Regions from separate parts of the Homo sapiens genome. Here regions 1 and 3 are each linked to region 2. Evidence: chromatin loops called from intact Hi-C (ENCODE). Cell type or tissue: K562. All regions are shown on one strand. Region 1 overlaps LOC105374283 (a long non-coding RNA gene). Region 2 has its middle 67 kb from the start of LINC02038. Region 3 holds the start of LOC105374284 (a long non-coding RNA gene).

What was found. Hi-C counts contacts between places; a loop is a spot of excess contacts. Peaks named below come from ENCODE experiments on the same cell type or tissue, not always from the same donor. Only the 100,000 strongest peaks of a DNase experiment are listed, where the experiment ranks them.
Region 1: it touches region 2 in a loop (4-fold over the local background); 5 of 110 quality-filtered maps call a loop at or near these places.
Region 3: a loop joins it to region 2, with 6 times the contacts of the local background. A loop is called at or near these places in 3 of 110 quality-filtered maps.

Annotation. Positions count from the first base shown.
Region 1 is chr3:193,790,639-193,798,638 of GRCh38, reverse strand. LOC105374283 (a long non-coding RNA gene) reads right to left here. Exons shown (of 4, transcript XR_924839.2): 2 at 7,490-7,607; 3 at 7,034-7,146; 4 at 6,555-6,813. Among named protein-coding and RNA genes, the nearest start is that of LINC02038, 49 kb to the left of the region's middle. RefSeq lists enhancers at 2,530-3,031, 6,333-6,990. In K562, a CTCF peak has its summit at 4,104 (motif pointing left); a DNase peak (open chromatin) is centred at 4,198.
Region 2 is chr3:193,906,695-193,914,694 of GRCh38, reverse strand. No RefSeq gene overlaps it. Among named protein-coding and RNA genes, the nearest start is that of LINC02038, 67 kb to the right of the region's middle. In K562, no CTCF peak of the experiment used is centred here; DNase peaks (open chromatin) are centred at 3,284, 3,664 and 4,170; H3K4me3 peaks cover 798 bases.
Region 3 is chr3:193,833,437-193,841,436 of GRCh38, reverse strand. LINC02038 (long intergenic non-protein coding RNA 2038) reads left to right here. Exons shown (of 3, transcript NR_146718.1): 3 at 1-609. LOC105374284 (a long non-coding RNA gene) reads left to right here and starts at 3,966. Exons shown (of 4, transcript XR_924841.3): 1 at 3,966-4,085; 2 at 7,685-7,798. RefSeq lists an enhancer at 6,448-6,507. In K562, a CTCF peak has its summit at 4,731; DNase peaks (open chromatin) are centred at 4,326 and 4,709; H3K4me3 peaks cover 518 bases.

The sequences.
Region 1 (8,000 bases), 120 kb after region 2:
GACAGGTATTCCTTGAAAAAAACTTTGGCAGCTACAAAAGAATATTTAAAAAATAAAGATAATGGTTGTCAACATACGTGTGTGTGTGTGTGTGTGTGTGTGTGTGTGTGTGTGTGTACCATATTGATTAAAACAAGCAAACAGAAAAATAATATGGCCAAAACATGCACAAAATACATCAGCACAGTGTGAGGAAAGAGTTGATTGGGTTCCAAGTTCTGTGGATTTACAACAATGGGTCCCTGGTCTCCACAGCATCCCAGTGGTAATCACACAGACAAGAAACCAGATGTTGGGTTTATTGTGCGAAACTTTGTGGTGACATGGGTGGGTTTGTGTTTGGACACCCCCTCCAGGTTCTACCTCCTCAGTGTTTTGATTATTTGGCAAGAATAGAAAGCATTCCTGGGAATTGTACAGTGCCTATTGGAGTCCTTATTAGGAGAGGGATCGCTCAGGCACAAATGGATCACTCAGGCCCCGGATGTTTCCGGGGAAAGGAAGTAGTGAAGTCTCTTCAGTGCTGTTTGACTCTCCCTGTGTCTAGGATTGCCAGATGTTTCAGGACACAGGTGCATGAGATGGTCCCGTTTCCCAGGGCCTTGTCCTGTTTCATGCTGTGTTGGGACATCTCATGAAATCAGGAGGTGAGTTTCTCCCTGATTATAACTTCCTATATATCCCTCGTAAAAGTGAGTTTTCTGTCTGTAGATGACCTACATAAAATCCCTACCCCGAACCTCCTGTGCCCTACAGACAGCTCCTACAAGTCAGGGAGTCAATACTATTAGGAGACAGGCAAGTCAAGCTCTCAGAGTGCCAGATGGCTACATTTCCTCCTCTGCCCTCAACATTTCCTTCTTCCTCACCCTCAGCCTCCAACCTAGTGGTTCTCAAACTTGAGAGCATGCCTCAGAACCTACTGGAGGGGTTTTTTTTTTTTTTTTTTTGAGACAGATTCTCGATCTGTCGCCAGGCTGATCTCGGCTCACTGCAACCTCCACCTCCCAGGTTCATGTAATTCCCCTACCTCAGCCTCCCAAGTAGCTGGGACTACAGGTGCACACCACCATGCCCGGCTAATTTTTTTTTTTTCCCCTGGGACCCATCCTCATAGTTTCTAACTCGGTAGATCTGGGGTGGGGCTGTGGACTTCACATTTCCAGCAAGTTCCCAGGTGATGTTCATGCTGCTGGTCTGGGATCCTGCTTTAAGAACCACTGGTTTACTTCATCACTTAATGTGAAATCTCTCTTTTATCCATCTCCTCTCCATTCTTGCTGCTACTGGTATAGTGCAGGCCCTCACAGATTTCTCAACTTTTAGGACTTGGAGAGACTTTAAACATAAGAATTTTTCACAGAAGTAAAATAGGCTCAAAATCATACATCCAGACAGTGGGAGCTAGGATTCAACTTCAGGTCCTTCAGACCCCTGGTGGGCAGCAGAGTGGCTCACCCCTGCATGCTGGGTAGGAGGCCCTGATGCTTGGAGAAGGACAGGCCACTGAGCAAGTCAGCAGAGCATCAGGGACTAGGACCCAGCTTTCTTCTTGTTGCTGTTTTGAGACCAAGTCTCAATCTGTCACCCAGACTGGAGTTCAGTGGCATGATCTCAGCTCACTGCAACCTCCACCTCCCAAGTTCAAGCGATTCTTGTCCCTCAGCCTCCTGAGTAGCTGGGACTACAGGCATGCACCACCATACCTGGCTAATTTATTTTTTTCTTTGAGACGAAGTCTCACGTTGTCACCCAGGCTAGAGTGCAGTAGCATGATCTTGACTCACTACAACTTCCGCCTCCTGGGTTTAAGTGATTCTCCTGCCTCAGCCTCCTGTGTAGCTTGGATTACAGGTGCCCACCACCATGCCTGGCTAATTTTTGTATTTTTAGTAGAGACAGCATTTCACCATGTTGGCCAGGCTGGTCTCGAACTCCTGATCTCAGGTGATCCACCCACCTTGGCCCCCAAAGTGCTGGGACCCAGCTTTCTTAATTACTATTGCTTCTCTTCTTCCCATATTCATCCAGCTACTTTAATGAACACCTACTAGGGGCCAAGCATGAGATCATCCTTCATTCTGTCAAAATATACTTGAGAGTCACTACTGTACCACACAGTCATTTGTCCTGTTCTCACGAGTTCACAGTCTAATAGGAGAACTGGACATTAATCAAATAACTGCACACAAAATTAAAGTTAAAGCATCTTTAGGGCTATAAAGAAGATGCACATGAAGCTCTAGTTGCACGTAAGTGGAAAATTTAATGTAGACAGAGGGGTGGAGGACATTTTTCCCAGGAGAATGACAAGCAGTTTGATACTTAAAGGATGAGTCAGCAACAGCCAGGTGAAGAGGGGAAGAACGGGATTTGCTGGCGGGAGTCGAATGTACAAAGGCCCTACGAGAGGAGGGACCCCGTGAGTATGGGGGGATGGAAGAAGAGCAGCGTGGCTGGAGTAAAGAGGGTCAGGGTCAGCCGGGCGGGGTGGCTCATGCCTGTAATCCCAGCATTTTGGGAGGCCGAGGTGGGTGGATCACTTGAGGTGAGGAGTTCAAGACCAGCCTGGCTAACATGGTGAAACCCCGTGTCTACTAAAAGTACAAAGTTAGTCAGGCCTGGTGGTGGGCACCTGTAATCCCAGCTACTCGGGAGGCTGAGGCAGGAGAATTGCTCGAACCTGGGAGGCGGAGGTTGCTGTGAGCCCAGATTGTGCCACTGCACTCCAGCCTGGGCGGAAGAGGGAGACTCCATCTCAAAAAAAAAAAAAAAAAAAAGAGGGGGTCAGGGTCCAGGTGGCAGGGAGACACCAGGTTGTGCAGGGCTTCACAGTCCACTTTAAGATGTTTTAACTTTAAGAACAATAGAAGCCACTGTGGGGAGACGTGGCATAAAAATCAGATTTGCTTTCGTGGAAGATCCAGGAGGCTGCCATGTGGAAGAGGCAGGAGTGGACACAGGTGGGCAGTGAGGGGGCTGTAGTGATGAGAGACGGTGACTCAGCCTCAAATGGCAGTGGGAGACACGAAGAAGCAGACAGAGTCAGGGACCATGAGGACACCATCATCTCCAGGGCTTCGTGAAGGGTTAGTTCCAAGCAGAGAGGGCAGTGCTGTGGCTGACATCTGGGCTTCTGGAGCATGTGTGTCATGGAAGGAGACCAATATTTTCTTATTCAAAGCATATTGTATCCACAGTTTTGCCGCGAGCATTTTCTACCTCATTAAATACTTGTTGAGATGTGATGGTTAGAACGTTAGTCGTTGCTGGGAAGAACTCACTTTCCAACTTCTCTACCAGATTCTGTGTAGTGAGGACTACTTACTACTTGGTGTGAGGACCGTGTGTTTGGCCATCTTCCCACACCCGGAGCCCCTCCTCCCGTGCCTTTCCCTGTGCCTTGCTTGCTGTCGGTGATTAATAAGTGTTTGTGGAATGACGGGATAAAGAAAAGGAATGCCTTTAGGAGTGATGTCTGGGTTCAAACAGCCACTTAGGCTTCCACATGACTTTAGATCTTCAAAAAGTAAGACTAAATGATTACTTACAGTCCACCTATTTCTAGTCAAAAGTTATGTGTGACTATTAAGTTTATCCAGTTGGAATCACAGTACGTCAACTTCATTGGAAGAAAGCAGGGAGAGGATAGAATCTTAAATCTGTGGAAACTGAAGAGACCAACTGCCTGAAGAAATCCAGACCAGATATTTCATTAAATTGTGATAGCCCCCAAAACAGAAACAGCAATTGCATGTTCCAAATGTAATCATTAGATGCTGCTGAATGAAGCATATATAGCCTTCCCTAATAGAAATACACGGCCCCTTAGCCATTGTGAAACTAAATTCATCTTATCTAATTTTCCCAGAATTCTTGTGCCCTAGTTTTGGCTATTTACCAATAACCTTGAGACAGACGTTTTAACTAAATACCTTTCTTCAACAGCTCACAACTGTGAGCCCCTCTGTTTGGAAAACCTAGATTTATCCATCTGCTCCTTTTACAGACAGGAGCTGTTTCTTACACATCCCATTCCCTTATTTACTGACCTCTGTAAGATAAATTTACTCATTCATTTCCTCAGCGACCCCTGACGGTCACGTCCCCCTATCTCACGGATGAGATGCCAGTCCAATATGTCATCTGTGTTTTGCTTCAGCCTGAATTCTGGGAAGTGTTGCCATTTCTCTTCCTGAACATTTGCTTTGAAGATAAAAAGAGGATGTTCATCTCCCCCAAGGACCTCCCCGGGCGTTCCTGCCTGTCAGTCTTGTCCTTGCCTTGGGAAATTACATCAGCCAAACATGAGCTGGACTAACAACCCATCAGGTGACTGCACTCAAATGAAGAGAAGCCCAAGGAAAAGTCCTCTGTAGCATCCTTCTTGCCTTTGATACCCAGGCAATGACTTTAGGAAGGTGACTTGTTTTCACTAACACCTCCAGATGAATGCAGTCAATTTTAAAACCAGGCTCACGATCACTGAGGCAGTAAAAAGCCCCATGGCCTGGTGACCTGGGCTCTGGGTCTGGCTTCGTCACTGACCAGCTCTGACCTTAGAAATGTCTTTACTTCCCTGGCCTCTGGGTCTTCAACTGGAAAATGGGAGAGTTGGGTTGAAGTGCTACTAACGTTTTCAATTATATGTTTACTCTTTCTTTATTATATCTCCAACTGCTCTATGCTCTATGTTTGAAAGAATTTTGACTTCTCAACACATTGAACTTGTTAAGCAGCAGCCTTTATTTTATTTCTCTTTTTTATTCATCAAAGCATACACCAGAGCCTCTGATCAACATGACTGGTTAATCTTCTAGCCAAATAAAACCTCATTGTAAGGACACATGGTTTCTTGTATGATGTTTGAAATTTTGAAAGTATGTCACAAATCCCTACTCCAATCCTCATGGACCCCTAAAAATTCTAAGGATCCCAAATGAGGAACAAATGGGCTAAAACACAGTTAGAGAAGCCTTCTGTGTCCAGTGTTGTGGCAAAGATGATAGAGCCCCAAAACCCCTGTATATAAAAGAAAAGAGAAAAGAAAAGAAAAATGTTACAACACTGGTTTAATTAGCCCAAGCTCAGGCTGTGAAAGCTCAGGCCTTTGTCTTTCTTCTCTGTTGGAGGAGACGGCTTTTTTCCGTCCTTCCCCTCCATTTAATCTTGCCAGTACCGGAATTCACTGAATAGCTCAGCTCTCTCCACCAACAAATACCCAAAATGATGAATAACAAACAACTCACCTATCTTTTCGATGGTTTCATTTACGAACTTCCCTAATACCTAAGGATTATTCTAGACTTCAAAGAATGCATTTTCTATCCGACTTTATATTTTTAATGTAGTGATAGAGTACTTACTATTTTCCAGGCAAACAGCAGACACGCAACACATGCTTGCTGAATGTATGAATGGACTCTGTTAAGCATTTCCACATATTCCATGTAATTTAACTCTCTCAGCAGCTCTGTAAGGTAGGGAGTATTCTTCCCATTTCCCCACTGAGGAAACTGAGTCTGAGGCAGGTGCTATTAATTGTTCAGAGTTATACAGCTAGTAAGTGGTGAGGCTGGCTTGAAGCCAGATCTTTTGTCCATACATCCCTGGGCAGGTGCCCTACAGGGCAACCCCTTTTGGATTCCTGGTGCTCTTCCCTTGGGTGTTTCTGAATGAGCTGACCCTCTCTCTCCTCCTCACCATCACCAGCCCTACCCAGTTCATAAGTCTAACCTCCAGCCGTCTTCTGTCTTGCTTCAGTATTCTTTTGGACATATCTTGCCACCCTGATGTTGTCATTCTGCAACATCTTATTTGAAACTATGGACAGCAATTCCCCCAAACTTTGTAGCAAGTTCTTTGCAATGTTTTGGTGGGATCACACAGCAGCCCTGTTAGGAGCGGTCTCTGCAGTCTCCTCATGCATCCCCTCACTGGGCAGACAAGCACAGCCCCAGGGCCGCTTGGAGGTTCTCTGTCTTTGGCAACTGCACATGCATGAATCTATTCCTTCATCACTACACCTGGGTCACTGTCAATTTTGGAACCACGTTACATTTTTTTTCCCTCTTTCAGAACCTAGAAGGGGCTGGGCGCAGTGGCTTAGGCCTGTAATCCCAGCACTTTGGGAGGCTGAGGTGGTGGATCACGAGGTCAGGAGTTCAAGACCAGCCTGGCTAACATGGCAAAACCCCATCTCTACTAAAAATACAAAAATTAGCCGGGCGTGGTGGCAGGCGCCTGTAATCCCAGCTACTCGGGAGGCTGAGGCAGGAGAATCACTTGACCCCGGGAGGCGGAGGTTACAGTGAGCCGAGATCATGCCATTGCACTCCAGTCTGGGCGACAAAAGCAAGACTCCGTCTCAAAACCAAACCAAACCAAACAAATACCTAGAACTGAGAAGGTCCCTTTTGAACAACTGGTCCAATGCCTCCATGGTTACCGCCCCCCACCACACCCCGCCACACACACACCTATGCCCATTTTACAAATAAAGAAACTGAGGTCCCTGAACTCCTGGATAAAACGTTACATCAGAGGACACAAAAAACAATGAATAACAAATGTTTTTTTCTTGGTGATTGATAGTGGAGGTATTTGAAAACATTCCTTTTTCTAGGATAGACGAGCAAAGAACTCATGGGCTGATGGCCCTCAGTATTCATCCTGTTATCGATGACAAGGCCTGTGTCGTCCCTGCCTCTATCAGCATGCTAGCTCAATTGCTCAGCATGTGGTGCCGATTGGAGTGCTCTTGCTCCACCACTTTGGGGCTGAGTGCCCTGAGACAGGGCCATGGTAAGACTTCTAGAAGAGAAACAGGAAGAGGAAACCTGTTAGTCAAGTATTTCAGCTTAGTATAAAGTACCTCCATGGCACGTCCGTGGCCTTGCATGCAAGCACACACAAACACACACACACACACCATCCTGCCCCTTTGATTCAAATAATTATATCCATAATACGTTGTTTAATGAAAAAAAAAACATCCCAAGGCTAGTGTTTGGGGACAGACCTCCCTGCTTACCTGGTTTGCTGAGAAAATTCCAAGATTTAGAGTCAGAAGAAACGGGAGTAGGATCCTGGCTTTGACGTTTACACAATGTTCAACCTGGGGCGAGTTCCCTTTGGAGTTGTTTCCTGATACATAAAATGGAAATGCCACAGCATTGTTCACAGTGGTGTTGTGGGCACTAGAACAATAAAGCCTGTGAAAGCCGTTTGCAAACTCTAAAGTGCTGCCCAAACAGGAGTACAATTAATACCAGATTTTTACTCCAGGGACCTTCTGGGAAATTCATGTGCTCTGGGGTAAGGGGATCTCTCTCTTTCAGGGCTATTCAACACATGTGGACAGATGTCTTGTCACAGTGCTAGCGGGCGAGGGTGAGGCAGAAATGGGGATGGTGCAGGCTCCGTCCATTCTATTAGTGAGTCCAGGACTACCCTGAGTATGGACTGCCTCTTGAAGTAGTGAGCTCACCATCACTGGAGATATTTAAGCATGGAACAGACAATCGCTTTGCAGAGAAGCAATGGAGGAAATCTAAGCATCAACTGGATGTCGGAATTGATGACCTTCGAGGTTTCTGCATACTTCTCTGGTTTTATGGAAAGGAAAAAGAGAGTTCCATTCAGCAGGGTGTGTGGTTTGAGTTCTGCCAGGGGGTCATCATTCAAACACAAGACAGTGCAGGTCTTTCTTGGGGTCTATGGATTCATGCTGGGGGAGTGGGAGAGATGGACACACAGCAGAGCTCTGAGTGACTACAGGACAGAGAGGTGCTCCGGGGCAAGGCAGTCACAGTGTGTGCATGCCCACCCAGTCCACGCTGCTGCTGCTCACCCTTCTCTAGGGTAGTGATGCCCACATGGCTTGTCCACTCAGGAAGCCATGGTGGTTTCTCCATGCCTGATGCCCAAACTTCTTCACTTGATATCCGTCACCATCCAAGGACTGCCTCCAGCCAACCAGCCTAATCAGCCAAACTGAC
Region 2 (8,000 bases):
CAAGACCCTGTGTAATCCTTTGTAATTGAACTCATCAAGGTTTCATTCTACAGCTGAGCCCTTGCCTGAAGTTTATTGAGGTTATTCTACCGAGAAAAAAATAAACTATCGTGAGGTCAAAGAGCCTTCTTCTTCCTTGATTTAACTCACTGGCTAAATTTGCTGAATTCCTCTCACACAGGTAGGAGAAGTGGGCAGTTTTTTGCTTCAAGGGCAGGGGTGAATTCACATGAAGATAATGAAGTTTAAGCTTCCAAGTGTTCTCAATGCCATTTGTCTTCATAAAATTTGCAAAAATCAGATATTTTAATCACAATTAGTTAAGAATGCGATTTTTACTCTGATTTTCCTTCCATCATACCCAAGGGCTGTCAAGTGGGGTGAAAGTGGCCCCAGGGCAACTGTGCACTCTAGCTAAGGGAACCTTGAGTAGGGGGTGCTTTAGTTTGGACTTCATGAAATATGAAGCATGCAATACTTCATAAGTCCAAACTAAAGCATGCCCTACTCAAGCTTCCCTTAGGTAGAGCCGTCTTTTGCTGTCCATCTGCGTACAATCACATTATTTCTAGCCTTGCTGATGTAGAAATGACTTCCAGGAACATGCCCACACTGTGCCGACTCACCTGCTGTCATGGCACAGAGATACAGACCAGACAGAGAGCCCGTCAAGAATTAAACTAAACACTGGAGGTCTGTGGGTAATGGAGAAGAAGAAAGGTTTGCAAGGACTTAGAAACCAACCCGTACAAAAAAGTGTCTAAGTATCACGTGTACACAGTTGTAAAGGCATGAATTCATTTCATTGATGTCTGGTCGAAGGAAAGTTCTCCCCTCTCAGGATTATACTTCATAAAGCATGGTTTATAATGTACATGTACTATGTTTTTTCTTCTTTTTAAATGCAAATTGTGTAAAATAGAAATCATGAGAATTCCTGTGTTTCTAGAAACAGACGTATAGGAGTGCTATAAAAAACAAGCATATCTAGTGAGAAATCAAGAATTGTATGGACCCCAACTTTCAATAATAATGTAACAAACTCCAGTCAACCCTGCTAGTAGAATGAGTGAATTATCTTTCTATTATCTCTATTGAAAATAATATAGCAAAATCATTGTCATATTAAGCAGCAATCAAAAAGTAGTAAAAAATGTAGATTAAAAAAGTATTACAGGTGTACATGAAACATGAATTACTAAAAATACTGTTTTTAAAAAAATTTTAATATGTTTATGGTATTTCCCAGTTTTCTGAATAAATATCCATATTAATATCTATTTTTTATCTATAACCTTTTATATTCTTTTTCTCACAAAAGGTCCATAAAATTTCATGTGTTTTAGCCCTCACATATTTTGCATCTGCTGTGGGGTAGGGGTGGGAATGTCAGGTGTCAAAGCTCAGTCCTTCCTTAAAGATTATTTGATTCAGAGAAGACCTTGGAGGCCAAGTACATCTCTGCTTCTTGCCTCCCTCCACCCCCTTCCCATTATGTTTAAGAAAATGCAGGCTTTGAAGTGAAGCTGTGCTTATGATTACACAGCCTGTGCTTGGTGGAAATTGGACAAATCCATGCATTAAGAATGGATTCTAGGATCTGCTGGTCAGAGAGACCAGCAGCAAAAGGACTGAAGCAGAAGCTGAAAGATCCAGGTGTCAGTCTTGACTGCCACTGGCTGATGTGTGACCTTGAAGAACAAACTTCCTCCACTGGGCCTTGACTCCCCATTTGTGCATGCAAGAAGGAGCCACCTTCCTATATTGGAAGTTATGGGAAGCCTCTGTGACAAAGGGAAGTCTGAGCAGAGGCTCAAAGGAAACCAGAGAGAGTCACTTGTATGCCCAGGCCTTTCTGTGAAGAGGAGAGTGTGTGTGGCATCTTGGTGGACTGGCAGGGAGGCCAGCATGCTCAGCTGGGTGGGCGAGGAGGGCAGAAGTAGGCCAAGTAGACGAGGCCAGAGAGCCAGTGCAGGCTATGGCAAGGGATTTTGCTCATAGGGAGAGGGGAGCCATTGGACCTGATGAACCTGGAGTGAGATGACCTGAAAGATATTTAAAAATGATCACTGGTGCTGCTGTGTGGAGTGAGGGTGGAGGCTTGATAAAAGGTGGCTGCAGGCCTGGTGCGTGGCTCATGCCTGTAATCCCAGCACTTTGGGAGGCGGAGGCAGGCAGATCGCTTGAGCCCAAGAGTTTGAGACCAGCCTGGGCAACAAAGTGAGACCCCATCTCTACAAAAAATACAAAAATTAGCCGGACGTAAGTGGTGTGTGCCTGTAGTTCCAGCCACTTGAGAGGCTGAGGCAGGAGGATTGCTTCAGCCTGGGAGGTTGAGGCTGTAGTGAGCCACTACACTCCAGCCTGGACGACAGAGCGAGACCCTATCTCTAAAAAATATTAAAAAGCCAGTGGAGAAAGTGCCTACGATCACCTCCAGCACAAGGCATAACGTGGCAAGTGCCTAAAAAGAAGCAGAGGGAAGTGGTGCTGGCCGGAAAGAATGAGCCGGACATTATCAAGCAGAGATGGCAGGCAGAAGGCGTGACAGTTTTGCAGAGGAAATGGCATAAACAAAGATATGTGTGAGAAAAATGAAGGCCTTGCTCACGGAAACAGTGCTGTGAAGTGACTGAGAGTGAGGATTCTGTGCCCTTAGAAGAGTTATTCAAACTTCCCATCCCTTAGTCTTCACTGTAAGTGGGGGCCGTTATCCTCATCTGCCTGGGAGAGGTCTGTCAATGAGAGTTGCCTGTGTTGTACTCTAGAGGTGCAGGGCGAATGGTAGCTTTCACTATTATGAATTTACGAAATTTTTATGAAATGCCAAAAAGTTCCGTGAGGCATAGAAATGTGATCAGCAGGAAGTCAGGCTGATAGCAAAGAGTCTTGAATGCCAGGCTGAAGAGACAAAAGAAGGAGGGAGAGTTCCAGGCTTGCTTTATTCTAAAAGTCACCAGAGGAGCTTCTGAAAATGAAGTCCCTCATCTTCCTACTCTGACATGGGGCCCAGGGAGCTGGATTTTAGCAAGAGTCCCTGGTGATTCTTATGCGGATGCGGCTTAAGAAAATAAATGTTTTTAACCTGAAGGTTGAAGGGGGCATTGTCTTCAACTGCTGAGCTGGTGGACCCATCTGCAAACCAACGATATGCCGACTACTCCCAGTTCTCCTTGTGCAAAGCCAGCAACTGCTAAATAGTTGGAGCTGATAGTTGGAAGGAGGAAGCATGTGGTCCGGGATTGAAGGAGAGCTCTGGGGACCTTTCGAGGAGCCACCCTTCCCCTGTGGCTGTGCAAGGTGGTGACCCAAGCTCATGTTCTCGTCCCAGCTCCAACGCTGCCAAGTCACTGTGTGTCACTTGGATGATTCTTGCCTCTTTTCTGAGCTGCAACTTCCTCCTCTGTTTGAAAAAACAGAAAGTTGAGAGGTCTGAATTGGGCAAACTCTAAAGTCCCTTCCAGTTCCAACTTTATCTGTTTATCAAACAGCCTAATCTTTGCAAAAGCACTTGCAATGGCTACAGCCTGGAGACAGTCTTTGCAAACTTTGCAGTCAGACTCAAGGCTCTGGGGGTTATGCAAAGGGCACTGAATACTCCTGCCATCAAGATAACAGAAGGAACCCTTCTCTGGGGAGGGTTGTTCACATGCACCTCAGTACACGCAGCTCTGAGAGCTGGGACTTGTCTGATTTAACCCTTATCACCCTGCAGCATTTGGTGGGGCCAAGGTGGAAGCAGTTAGTCAGTTACCTCTGACTTTCTGGCACTTCCTTTGCCTGAAACAAGCCAATTGGGTTTTAGTGCTCTCTGATCAGAAGCTTCATGAGTCTGTGGTGTGAAAAGTGAAGAAAATAAGTGTCTTTGATTTCAGATAAATCACTTATGCACTCCAGGACTCAGTTTCTTTGTCTGAAAAATTTTCACTCCCTGAAAGAGGATACTTTTGCTTCTTAATTGCCATCAAATTTGGATGGCACAACTTTTACTGAATTCTTTTTTTTATCCCACAAAATTGAGAAATGGTCAGACTTTTTAGGACCAGTTTAAAAATAATAGTTTCATCTCAAGCAAAAGGCTGGCTTTCTATTCACCTTATCTCTGTTAAAGGCATCTTTACATTTTGAGGCAGAAAGTGGTAACAGTGACCTCACTCAGGGCCTTTCTCCCTGGCGGCTTCCACATACCTCTGCACACACAGATCTGAGGGATCTGACTTAACCTTTATCTCACTCATTGAGTTTTCAACTGAGTAGATTTATGAAATATCCATCTAAAGAGTCACAATGATTTCTTGATATATTTTCTAAAGCAAAAGGTGGGGGAAAATGTCTGAGACTGTAATCCCTTGCTAATTGATTTTCTCATTTCCAGATTCAAGGGTCTGGAGATAATAATTTGCAAAGGGGAAAAATATAAACTCTCAGGAAAACACACTGCTCAGGGTATAGGGGAGGAGGGTGCTGTGTGAGGAGTGGCTTGTGGCAACATGACTGGGGAATGAAGAAGAGTTAGGGCATAGCGATTTTATGAAAAAGGCCGAAGGAGTGAAGGTGGATGGGACTCCAGGACTCTGATAGCTTCTGGCTAGTTGGTCTTCTCCTGCCTTCTAGGGCAGTACCATTTTCCTTACACCGTTATTTTGCCCCCGGACGCCTCCTTGTATATCCGCCCTCCCATCCTCTGAGGAAGGCACTGGTCTCCCTGAATAGCAAGGTTTGCTTTCCTTCACCATGGCTGCCTGCCCCCTGAGCATCGAGCCTCTGGTCTGGCCTGGGGGCCACCAGGGCACCCCACTCTCCCACCTTGAAGCAGGGCACAGACAGCAGAGGAGTCTTCCATAGGAGTCAGGTCCTGAGGGCAACTTCCCTGTTCTCCCTCCACAGCACGCTGGGTCCTCACCAGGGCCACCCTCTATATGCCAGGCAGAAGGACTCCTGGAATCCCCACTTCAGCTGCTGAGGCCCACAGAGGAGTGGGTGAGAGGCTGACTGTCAGAGGTTGCTGAGAACCCAAGGTGCCTGAGAAGGGGTAGCTTGAAGTAATCCCATCCAAGAGTGTCAACGTGCAGTTTCTATTTGACTGCGCAAAGTTCTGGTGACAAATATTTATTGAGGCCTCCTAAAAGCCCTGTGCTCAAGTGTGCTTCAGGGCATAAAGAGAGGAAAGAAATGTGGTTCAGTCCCTGGGGCACTAGAGGGCTGCTGGGGGAGACACACAGACTCCCCAGGCACCCTGATAACCAGGCTTCCTTCTCTGCTGGGACACTGAAGACTTGCTTGGTAGAGGCCCAGGAACCCCTGCAAAGACAGCAGGGTGGGCAAGGAGGGAGAGGCCCACCTGAACAGATTGTACCACAAGTAGCCTCTCTTACCCTGCCTCCTGCCCCAGCTCCTGCAGGGTACAGAAATCTCAGGCAGTGCCTGTCTGCTGGGCCCGTCCTTCTCCTCCACATGGACCTCCCTGCAGCAGCCAGTGGGTGCCTGCCCTGCCCTCTTGCTTGCCTCATTCCCCTTTAATCAAAGCCGACTTTATATTGGCAGGTTAACTGGTGCTCCCACAAGTCAGCGTAGGCCCTGCCAGGGGCAAGTTACAGCCATGGACCCAGGGTTTCAGGATACCCTCATGGCATCATCTGGTAATTGTGATGGCCCCCTAACTGGTCTGGCCCTCTAGGTTCACCATTCTCCATTCCATCAGCAATAGAAAAGGGTCGAGAACCCTTTGGGAAAGGATGATCTCTCATGGTGAGATGAGTGACTGCAGTTAGCTGATGTGCTTCTATGTGGTTGAGGGGTTGGACTTGTTCTCTATGACCCCAGTGAGTGGGCTGAAAGACCCCAGGGCTGAAAGAAGCACAAGAGGGGCTGAAAGAAGCACAAGAGAGGCTGAATCTGCTTTTATAGTAGGAAGGCATTCTGGTAGAGTGCTCTAAAAATGGAATGAGCTGCCTTGTATCTCAGTAAGTAGTGAGTGTATCTGATAGGCTCAGTAGACCACACCCACTGGAGAGACTAGAAGAGTTTTAAATGCCCTTCCTGACTTACTCACCTATTACTATGTAATAAACTACCCCAAACTTAGTGGCTTAAATAACAATGATTTATTATTTCTCATAATTCCATTGGTTGGCTGAGCTCAGCTTGGTGGTTCTTCTGCTGGTCTTGCCTTGGGTCTCTCATGTGGCTGCAGTCATTTGACAGCTTGACTTGGATTGAAGGATCTAAGAGGGCTCAACTACATACCTGGTGCCTTAGAGCTGAGCTGGCTGTCAGCTGAACTTCCCTCTCTATGTGATCCTATATCTTTAGGTCATCTAGCCCAGGTTTCCTCATATGGTGGCGGGAATATTGTAAGAGAGCAGGGGAAGACCTTTAGACCTTCCTAAATCCTAGGCTGTGGAATACACACACTACTGCTTCTGACACATTCTGTTGGTCAAAACAAAGTCAGTTTAGATTCTAAGGATAAGACAATAGACTCCACCATTTGATGGGAAGAGCTGAAAAGTATTTGTGATCATATTTAACCTGCCACACTTACCAAATTGCCTTTGATTCTGAGTCTTCTTCTGGATGATCCCTTGTTAGCCCTCTGGTAAGGGCCATGTGGTAAATGTCTATACCTGTGAAGAAGGGCTCTATGTGGACACTAGTTGCTTGCCAAATATCTACCATACACACACACTTTTTTTGAAGAGGAGGCACTTATTCTGTCTCTACATAGTCATATGCTTTAGGAGAAACTGGCCTCATCCCAACTACAGTAGTAGGGTCAGGGAATATAATGGATCACTGACTGGCCCGGGAATCCAGGCTTATGCTAATTTGATCATGGCACTATTCTGCATACAGAGATTGGTTGGGAAAGGACGTGCAATCCAATGCCAGCCAATGAGACATGAGGGGATGTTTTTTAAAACCTTTCGAGAAAGAAGTTTCTTCATTTGTAAGAAAGAACCACTGGAAAGTATAGTTTCTCTTCTTCTGTTGTGCACAGAAGTGAGGGCTGGAACTGCTGCCATCTTGTTTCCAAACTAAGGACAAAGCCATCAAAAAGAGGAAAGCAAAGCCAAGAGAACCATGGAGACATGGAGCAGGAATCCTGGTCACTTTATGTCTATGCCCTGGCCTTACCTCTGGACTTGTTTCAGTTACATGAGCTAATAGTTCCCCTTTATTGGTTAAACCAGTTTGGGTTTTCTGCTATGCGCAGCTGCAAGTATTATATCTGACACAGGGCTTGAAATTGTTAGATGACAAATCTAACAACAGGTTACAAAGCAGGCATTAACTTTTAAAGAAAATAATCACTAACATATTTTTGTTTTGCTTTCCTAGTAAGTGAAGGAATGAAAGACTCATCTCATAGTAGAAAGAGAAATACCCTTAGACATTGTCTGTTCAACTGAGTCACTTGGCAGATAAGGAAACCAAGACCCTTGAGCAGAAATGTGACTGAGATGTCGCAAACCCCAGGCACATGTACTCATTACTGTGCTATACCATCTCCACCTGCACTTCATAGCAGTGCAGTTATTCACATGCCTGAAGCACAGAGACCACCTGGATAGTCATACTTTAAATATGAACTTGGAACAACTACCTTGGAAACCTGTTCATCAGTTTCTTTACAAATTTGACATGTGACTACCTTATGTCCCAGCAATTCCACCCCTAGGTATTTACCCTACAGGGATGAAATCATATGTCCACACAATGACGTATACAGGAAGGTTTATAGCAAGATTGTTCATGATAGCTAACTGCTGGATACATCTCAGATGTCCAACAATAGGTGAATGAATAAACAACAAATTGTGATATACAATGAAATGCTACTCAGGAAGAAAAAAAAGAGGAATGAACTACTACTGATACATGCAACAACATGCATGAATCTTAACAACATGCTGAATTAAGGAGGCCAGACTCCTAAGAGGACACACTGTATGATTCCACTTCTATAGAGTTCTGCAATAGCAAATGTAACCTGTGGT
Region 3 (8,000 bases), 73 kb after region 2:
TCCCAAAGATACTCCAAATACCAACCCCTAGCACCTGTGGATGTGACTTTATTTGGAAATTGGGTCTTGGCAGATGTCATTAAGTTAAAGATCTTGAGATGAGATCATCCTGAATTTAGAGTGGGCCTTAAATCCTGATAAAGAGACAGAAAAAGAGAAGACACAGAGACATACACAGGAGAGAGCCATGTGAAGCCAGAGGCAGAGATTGGAAAGATTTATCTATAAGAAAAGCCAAGAACTGCCAGAAGCTAGGAGAGAGGCATGGGATAAATTTTCCCATTCCTCACACCATTCACAAAAATTAACTTAAAATGGATCAAAGACTCAAATGTAAAGCTAAAATTATGAAAACCCCTAAAAGAAAAGATGGGATAAATCTTAATGACCTAGCATTAGGCAATGGTTTCTTAGATATGACTCCAAAAGCATGAGCAACAAAAGAAAAAATAGTTAAGTTGGATTTCATTGATACTAAAAATATTTGTATTTCTAAGAACACCACCAAGAAAGTATAAAAGACAGCCAAAAGAATGGGAGAAAAATTTTGCAAACCATATATCTGATAAGGGGTTTGTATCTAGAATATATAAATAACTCTTAAAACTCAATACTAAAAAGACAATGAACACAATCTGAAAACGGTCAAAAGACTAGGTGCAGTGGCTCACACCTGTAATCCCAGCCCTTTGGGAGGCTGAGGCGGGAGAACTGCTTAAGCCCAGGAGTCCTCATCAATTTCTTTTTGGGCAGGAATGTTGTTGCATGCCTATAGTTCCAGTTACCCTGAAGGCTAAGGTAGGAGGATGGCTTGAGCCTAGGTGTTTGAGGTTACAGTGAGCTATGATTGTACCATTGCTCTCCAGCCTGAGCAACAGAGAGACACTTGTTCTCTCTTTTTTTTTTAAATAAAGGCAAAAGATCTGAAAGCTATTTCTCCATAAGACTATATACAATGATCAATAAACACATAAAAAGATGAGTCATTAGCTATCAGGGAAATGCAAATAAAAACCACAATGAAATTATATAACACTAGATGGCTGTCATAAAAAAGACAAATAATAAAAATTGTTGGTGAGGGTGTGGAGAAATCAGAATTCTCATACGCTGCTGGTGGAAATGTAAAATAGTGGAGAGACTCTGGAAAACAGTCTGGCAATTCCTCAAAAGGTTAAACATAGAGTTACCACATAAGCCCATTCTATTCCATTTCTAGGTATATAACCAAGAGAAATGAAAACATACACCCATGCAAAAATTTGTGCCAAAAGTTCATAGTAACATTATTCATAATAGCCAAAAAGCGCAAACAACCCAAATGTCCCAAATGTCTATCAAGTGATGAATGGATTAAAAATTGTGTTATACCCAAACACCAGACTATTACTCAGCCATACGAAGGAGGTGCGCACTCACGTTACAACACAAATAAACCTTGAAAATATTATACTAAGTGAAAGAAGCTGGTTACCAAAAAAACCCCCACATATTATATGATTCGATTTATATGAAATGTCCAGAATAGGCAAATCCATACAAGCACAAAGTAGATTCTTGGTTTCCCAGGGCTGGAGATGGAGGAGATGAGGGAAGTTAAGGGGTGACAGCTGAAAGGGTGACAGCTAAAAGGGATGGAGGTTTCTCTGAGAGGCTGGGGAAGATGTTTGAAATTGTACTGTGGCAATGGTTGGTGGCACAGCTCTGTGAATATAGTAAAAGCCACTGAGTGGTACAATTGAAACCAGTGAATTGTGTGGTATGTGAATTATATTTCAATAAAAAAAGTACATATCTAATTGATATAAAAAGACTGGACTGGAAACACATTTGCCAAAATGTGTGGTGGGTTATAGGTGGTATTTATTTTCCACTTCATGTTTTTCTCTAGTAACCAAATTTTCTCCACTTCACATGGTTTATAGATTCTTCTCATAATCATAAAAATTACTAATATAAAAATTAATAAGTAAAAGACTAGATGGTTCCCTTCCCTTCTCTTCCCTTTCCTTTCCTCTAGTGGAAGATTAATTACTTAAATGGCACGTCAATTGTACTGAAGTGTAATTAAAAATGCAGATACATCTTAAAAGCAGAGATATCTTCATCAAGGAAACATTCTTTCTTTTTTAAAATTTTATTTTATTTTAAGTTCTGGGACACATGTGCAGAACGTGCAGGTTTGTTACACAGGTAAACGTGTGCCATGGTGGTTTGCCGCACCTACCAACCCATCACCTAGGCATGAAGCCCCGCATGCAGTAACTATTTATCCTGATGTTTTCCCTCCCTACTCCCCACAGGCCCTGGTGTGTGTTGTTCCCTTCCCTCTGTCCATGTGTTCTCATTGTTCAGCTCCCACTTATGAGTGAGAACATGCAGTGTTTGGTTTTCTGTTCCTGTGTTAGTTTGCTGCGAATGATCGCTTCCAGCTTCATGTCCCTGCAAAGGACATGGCCTCATTCCTTTTTATGGCTACATAGTATTTCATGGTATATGTACCACATTTTCTTTATCCAGTCTATCATTGTTGGGCATTTGGGTTGATTCCATGTCTTTGCTATTACAAATAGTATGGCAATAAACATATGTGCGCATGTATCTTTATAATAGAATGATTTATATTACTTTGGGTATATACCCAGTAATGGAATTGCTGGGTCAAATGATATTTCTGGTTCTAGATCCTTGAGGAATCATCACACTGTCTTCCACAATGGTTGAACTGATTTACATTCCCACCAACAGTGTAAAAGCGTTCCTATTTCTCCACAGCCTTGCCAGCATCTGTTGTTTCTTGACTTTTTAACAGTTGCCATACTGACTGGCGTGAGATGGTACCTCATTGTGGTTTTGATTTGCATTTCTCTAATGATCACTGATGTTGAGCTTTTTTTCATATGCTTGTTGGCTACATAAATGTTTTATTTTGAGAAGTCTCTGTTCATGTCCTTGGCCCACCTTTTGATGGGGTTGTTTTTTCTTGTAAATTTGTTTAAGTTCCTTGTAGATTCTGGATATTACACCTTTGTCAGATGGGTAGATTGCAAAAATTTTCTTTCATTCTGTAGGTTTCCTGTTCACTCTTGATGATAGTTTCTTTTGCTGTACAGAAGCGCTTTAGTTTAATTAGATGCCATTTGTCAATTTTTGCTTTTTTTGCAATTGCTTTTGGCAATTTCATCATAAAATCTTTGCCCATGCCTATGTCCTGAATGGTACTGCCTGGATTTTCTTCTAGGGTTTTTATGGTTTTGGGTTTTACATTTAAGTCTTTAATCCATCTTGAGTTAATTTTTGTATAAGGTATAAGGAAGGGGTCCAGTTTCAGTTTACTGAATATGGCTGGCCAGTTTTCCCAGCACCATTTATGAAATAGAGAATCCTTTCCCCATTGTTTGTCTTTGTCAGGTTTGCCAAAGATGAGATGGTTGTAGATGTGTGGTCTTATATCTGAGATCTCTACTCTGTTCTATTGGTCTATGTGTCAAAACAGACCTTTTCTACACAGCATCCTTGACAAAAAGGTCCAGCCTCCACTGCCACCGCCCCACCCCGCCCCCACAGTGACAGGAGCAAGCTCACTTCATCCCTCAGCACCATGTTCCTGAGGACTAGCTCTGAAGCTTCTGTCTTGTGTTGAGTTGAAATAGTTCTCCCTAAAGCTCTCCTTGTGGGTCCAGTATTGCCTTCTGAAGCCACACAGAAGCATCCTGTTTCCCTTCCATACAATAGCCCTTTAGGTATCTGTAGATAAGCGGGCAACTCCTGGAGACTTCCCTGCTTCAGAAGAAATACTTGCAGCGCCTTCTATCATTCCTTGCATGATATATGTGTCAGCAAGACCTGAGTTGCAAGCAGTAGAAACCCATGCTAGCTGACTCAGGTAGAAAAGACATTTCGTTAGAAGGAAATGGGAGTGGTCACAGGATTGGCAGAACAGTTGGAAATCCAGCTGGAGAAATAGACAGGAACAAGCCAGAAGCACACTGAAACCTATCCAAAAGCATCCCAGGAGGGCACACTGAGTGCCGCATGGAGCCTGCACCACCATGGGGAGGAAGCAGCCACCGCCTTCCTGAATCGTAAGTCTCAATCAACCATGCAACGGTGGGAGCAGCAGCTATTTCTCAAGAACTTATTGGGGAAAATAGGTAATAGAATTTATCTGGATACCAATTTGCCTGTTAGGTCAGCTTGACTTTCTCTAAAGCCTCAGGCATAGAGTTATCACGGACTGAGTGTTTGTACGTCTCTCAAACTCATGCGGAAGCCCAAACCTCCGGTGTGCCTGTCTTTGGAGACAGGGCTTGTGAGGAGGTGGTGATAAAGGTTAAATGAGGTTGGAAGGCTAGGGCCCTAATCTGATAGGGCTGGGGCCCTTATAAGGTGAAGAAGAGATAGCAGAGCTCTCTTTCTTCCCAGTCGGGATACAGTAAGAAGGCTGCCGGCTACAAGCCGGGAAGGAAGGCTTCACTCATTACCAAATTGACCAGCACCTTGATCTTGGATATCTCAGGCTTCAGAACTGTGAGCAATAAATTTCTGTTTTTTAAGCCACCTGCTCTGTGGTGTTTTGTTAGGTCAACCCAAGCTAACTAATATAAATGGGTTGGCTATCATTATGTGTTTCCAACCATCCAAAATTTCCACAAAGCACAGTAGCCCTTTGAGAGACATGAGACCTAGTCATGACCCAGGGTTTTCTCATTCAAGCACTGGAGTTGTACTCACAGTGGTGCTGTTGATGTAGTTTATTCTAGGGAGCATCACATGAAGCAGAGAAAGGATCATTCAAGGAACCACGGGATTTTTGTAGGATTTTAGGAACCCTCTAGGTGCTACCCCCAGTCCTGAAAGGAGCACCAGGCAGACTATGCACAGGTTGCTTGGGAAGATTTTTTTTTTTTTTTTTTTTTAGACACGGGTTTCACTCTTGTTTCCCGGGCTGGAGTGCAATGGCACGATCTCAGCTCACTGCAACCTCCGCCTCCCGGGTTCAAGCGATTCTCCTGTCTCAGCCTCCCGAGTAGCTGGGACTACAGGCATGTGCCAACATACCTGACTAATTTTTTGTTTGTTTTTTTGTTTTTGTATTTTTAGAAGAGACGGGGTTTCTCTGTGTTGGTTAGGCTGGTCTTGAACTCCTGACCTCAGGCGATCCGCCCTCTTCGGCCTCCCAAAGTGCTTGGGTTACAGGCATAAGCCACTGCGCCCAGCTGGGAAGCTTGTTAAAAATATAGATTGAAAGCTCTACCCTCTGAGAGTCTACTTTTGTCAGCCTGGGAGAGGACCCAGTGTATTTTGAACAGGTGCTCCAGGAGACAGGATTAGGCAGAATCCAGATTGGGAATCCTACTCTGGACAAGCCTCTCATCCGCAGATGGGAAAACAGGCTAAAGTTGAAGACCCTGGGTCCAAGGTCACCGACTGCCAGGTCAGACTAGACCAGCACTTGGGTCTCCTCATCTCTGGGGTATTGGTCTCTGTCTTCACCGCACTGACAAGTCCTCTGTATGGGAAAGAGTCTTTATTGGAGACTCCAGACGGTGCCTGGAGAGGGACACAGAACTCTGCCATGAGAGAGGTGGTGGGGGCAGTGGAGTTCTGACTGGGAGAAACTGTACAGTCTCCCAGTAACAGTTAACTTAGAGCTGGGCCTTACAAGAGGGTGGGCAGGATTCCTTAGAATAAGTAGGTTATTGGGAATTTAATAAGCAGATGGGGGTGGAAGAGGATTCCAGGTGGAGACAACAGCTTGAGCAGAATCCTGGCTGGTGGTGGGACTTTGTAGGCAGAGTGAGAAAAGATGGCAGCCCCATGTGGCTGCCGCAGGCCTCGTCCGGGACACTGAAGCACGGCAGGTGCACTTGGAGTTGAGGCTTGAATGGCAGGTTGGGGCTGAAATTCTGTTGTAAACCCTAAAGCCTCAACAACACCCCTGGGCACATAGAGATGCTCGATGAATACCTCATAAAGCCATTTGATAGCTCGCTCCAATTTTAAGAAGCAAAGAATGAGTTGAGATGTTTGTAAATCATCAGAGAGAGATGGCTCCTTATGACTCATGGCACCCAATTTGGAGTAAGGAGAATCTGCCTCAGAGGAAAAAAACTGTGTACCCCAAAATCCTACCAAGAAAGAGGTTCCCTCTGCTCACATTTCCACTGAGCTCTTCCAGCACCCTGGCATCTATATTTTTTGGCTCCTGGTGCCTTTTTTTTTCTTTTTTTTGAGACGGAGTCTTGCTCTGTCACCCAGGCTGGAGTGCAGTGGCATGATCTTAGCTCACTGCAACCTCCATCTCCTGGGTCCAAAAGTGATTCCCCTGCCTCAGCCTCCCGAGCTGTTGGACCACAGGCATGCACCACCATGCCTGGCTAATTTTTTTGTATTTTAGTAGAGATGGGGTTTCACCATGTTGGCCAGGCTGGTCTCGAACTCCTGACCTCGTGATCCGGCTGCCTTAGCCTCCCAAAGTGCTGGGATTATAGGTGTGAGACACCTCACCGGCCTTGCTCCTGGTGCTTTTAATGCACGCGAAGGAGAGGTCAAAAAAACACAAGGTGGAAGTGGGACTTTCCTGGGTGATTCAGAGCAGTGGTTGCAGGTTTGACTGTGCTGGGAGTCAGGTGAATAGAGCATGCTCTACCCCCTCTTATCAGCAATCAGCCATCATGATACAGGCTTTTCCTGAGGGCACAGGCAGATGCCAAGTAGGCACAGAGTCAGATAAGTGCAGTCCCAGTTCATGCCAGAGGCTGTCCCAGGCCCCACCCGCGACCTCACACCACCTCTTGCACACTGCTCTTGGGTCCCAGGAAGGAGTGTGGCCTCTTTTTAAGGTGACCGTCTCAGGCAGCTTGCACTCTTGTGCATGTAATATGAGGTGGTTGCTGTGTTAGGGTCCTGGAGGATATCAGGAAGGGAAGAGGTGCTGAGAGATGCTTAAAAACCTTTCACTCTGAAAGGTGGGATGGGCTGCTGCACAGACACATACTGAGTGGGGTGGGATTGCCTGGGGGTGCAGGAGATGCAAGGGACCGTTCTAAGGAAGCTCCCAGGTTCCAAAGGAGCAGCAGTGCTTTCCTGGCTGGGTTGCTGAGAAGGCATTAGGGCAGGGTAGCTTTTGAGTTGGAACTTGAAGATGGAGATTTGGAAGTGACCGATGGGAAGAAGCAAGGGAATGGCCTGAAGAAAGGGAGAGAGAATGAACATTCCAGGCCTAACCACCAGTCCTCGGCCCCAGTTCTTCTGCCTCCTGCAGGGACATGAGGCAGAGCCTCTCTGAGCATCCGCACTGTTCAGATCACAGTTCTAGGCGCTGACCTGTTTATAAACTGAGTAGTGGCTAGACCCTGCCTTGTAGGAGCTCAAACACTTAGGTACACCAGGATAGCTCTGATTGAAACCAGACTGGTATTTTTCTCTGAAGGGCCCTGTTCCTCACCTGGTCAGTCTTGCCTCTCATGATCCCACACCCATGAGTCCTCCCCTCATGCAATCGACTCCCCTAGCCCTGTAGAAAGCTGTGCTTTCCTTGCCTCATGGCGCTAGCTTCTGCTGTTGCCTGCATCTAGAGTGCCCTTCCTGCCATGTGTGACGGTCCACATCTGCCCATGAGGCCTGAGTCCAGTCCCGCCTTCACTATGACATGACCATGCCGATCTTCATCCCTCCCCAGCCCACCAGGCAGAAACATCTCTCCCGTCTTTGAACTTCACCACGCCGTGCATCTTCCTCTGGGTGTGCAATCGTCACCTGCGTACATGATTGATTCTGCCCCCAACACTAGACTGTGAGTACCCTTTGCGGGCAGAGCTATGTGTCCTTATCACCAGAGTCTTGCACAGCACTTAATAGATGCTCAGGAAACATCTTTGTCAGCATAGTATAGCTGGATGTAGAAATCTCTGAAAACATAGAGGCCAGAGTTCATCAGAAAGCGTTAGAAGGACTTCACAAGGTTCACTGGAAAGAAGTAAAGCTTAGAGATCTGT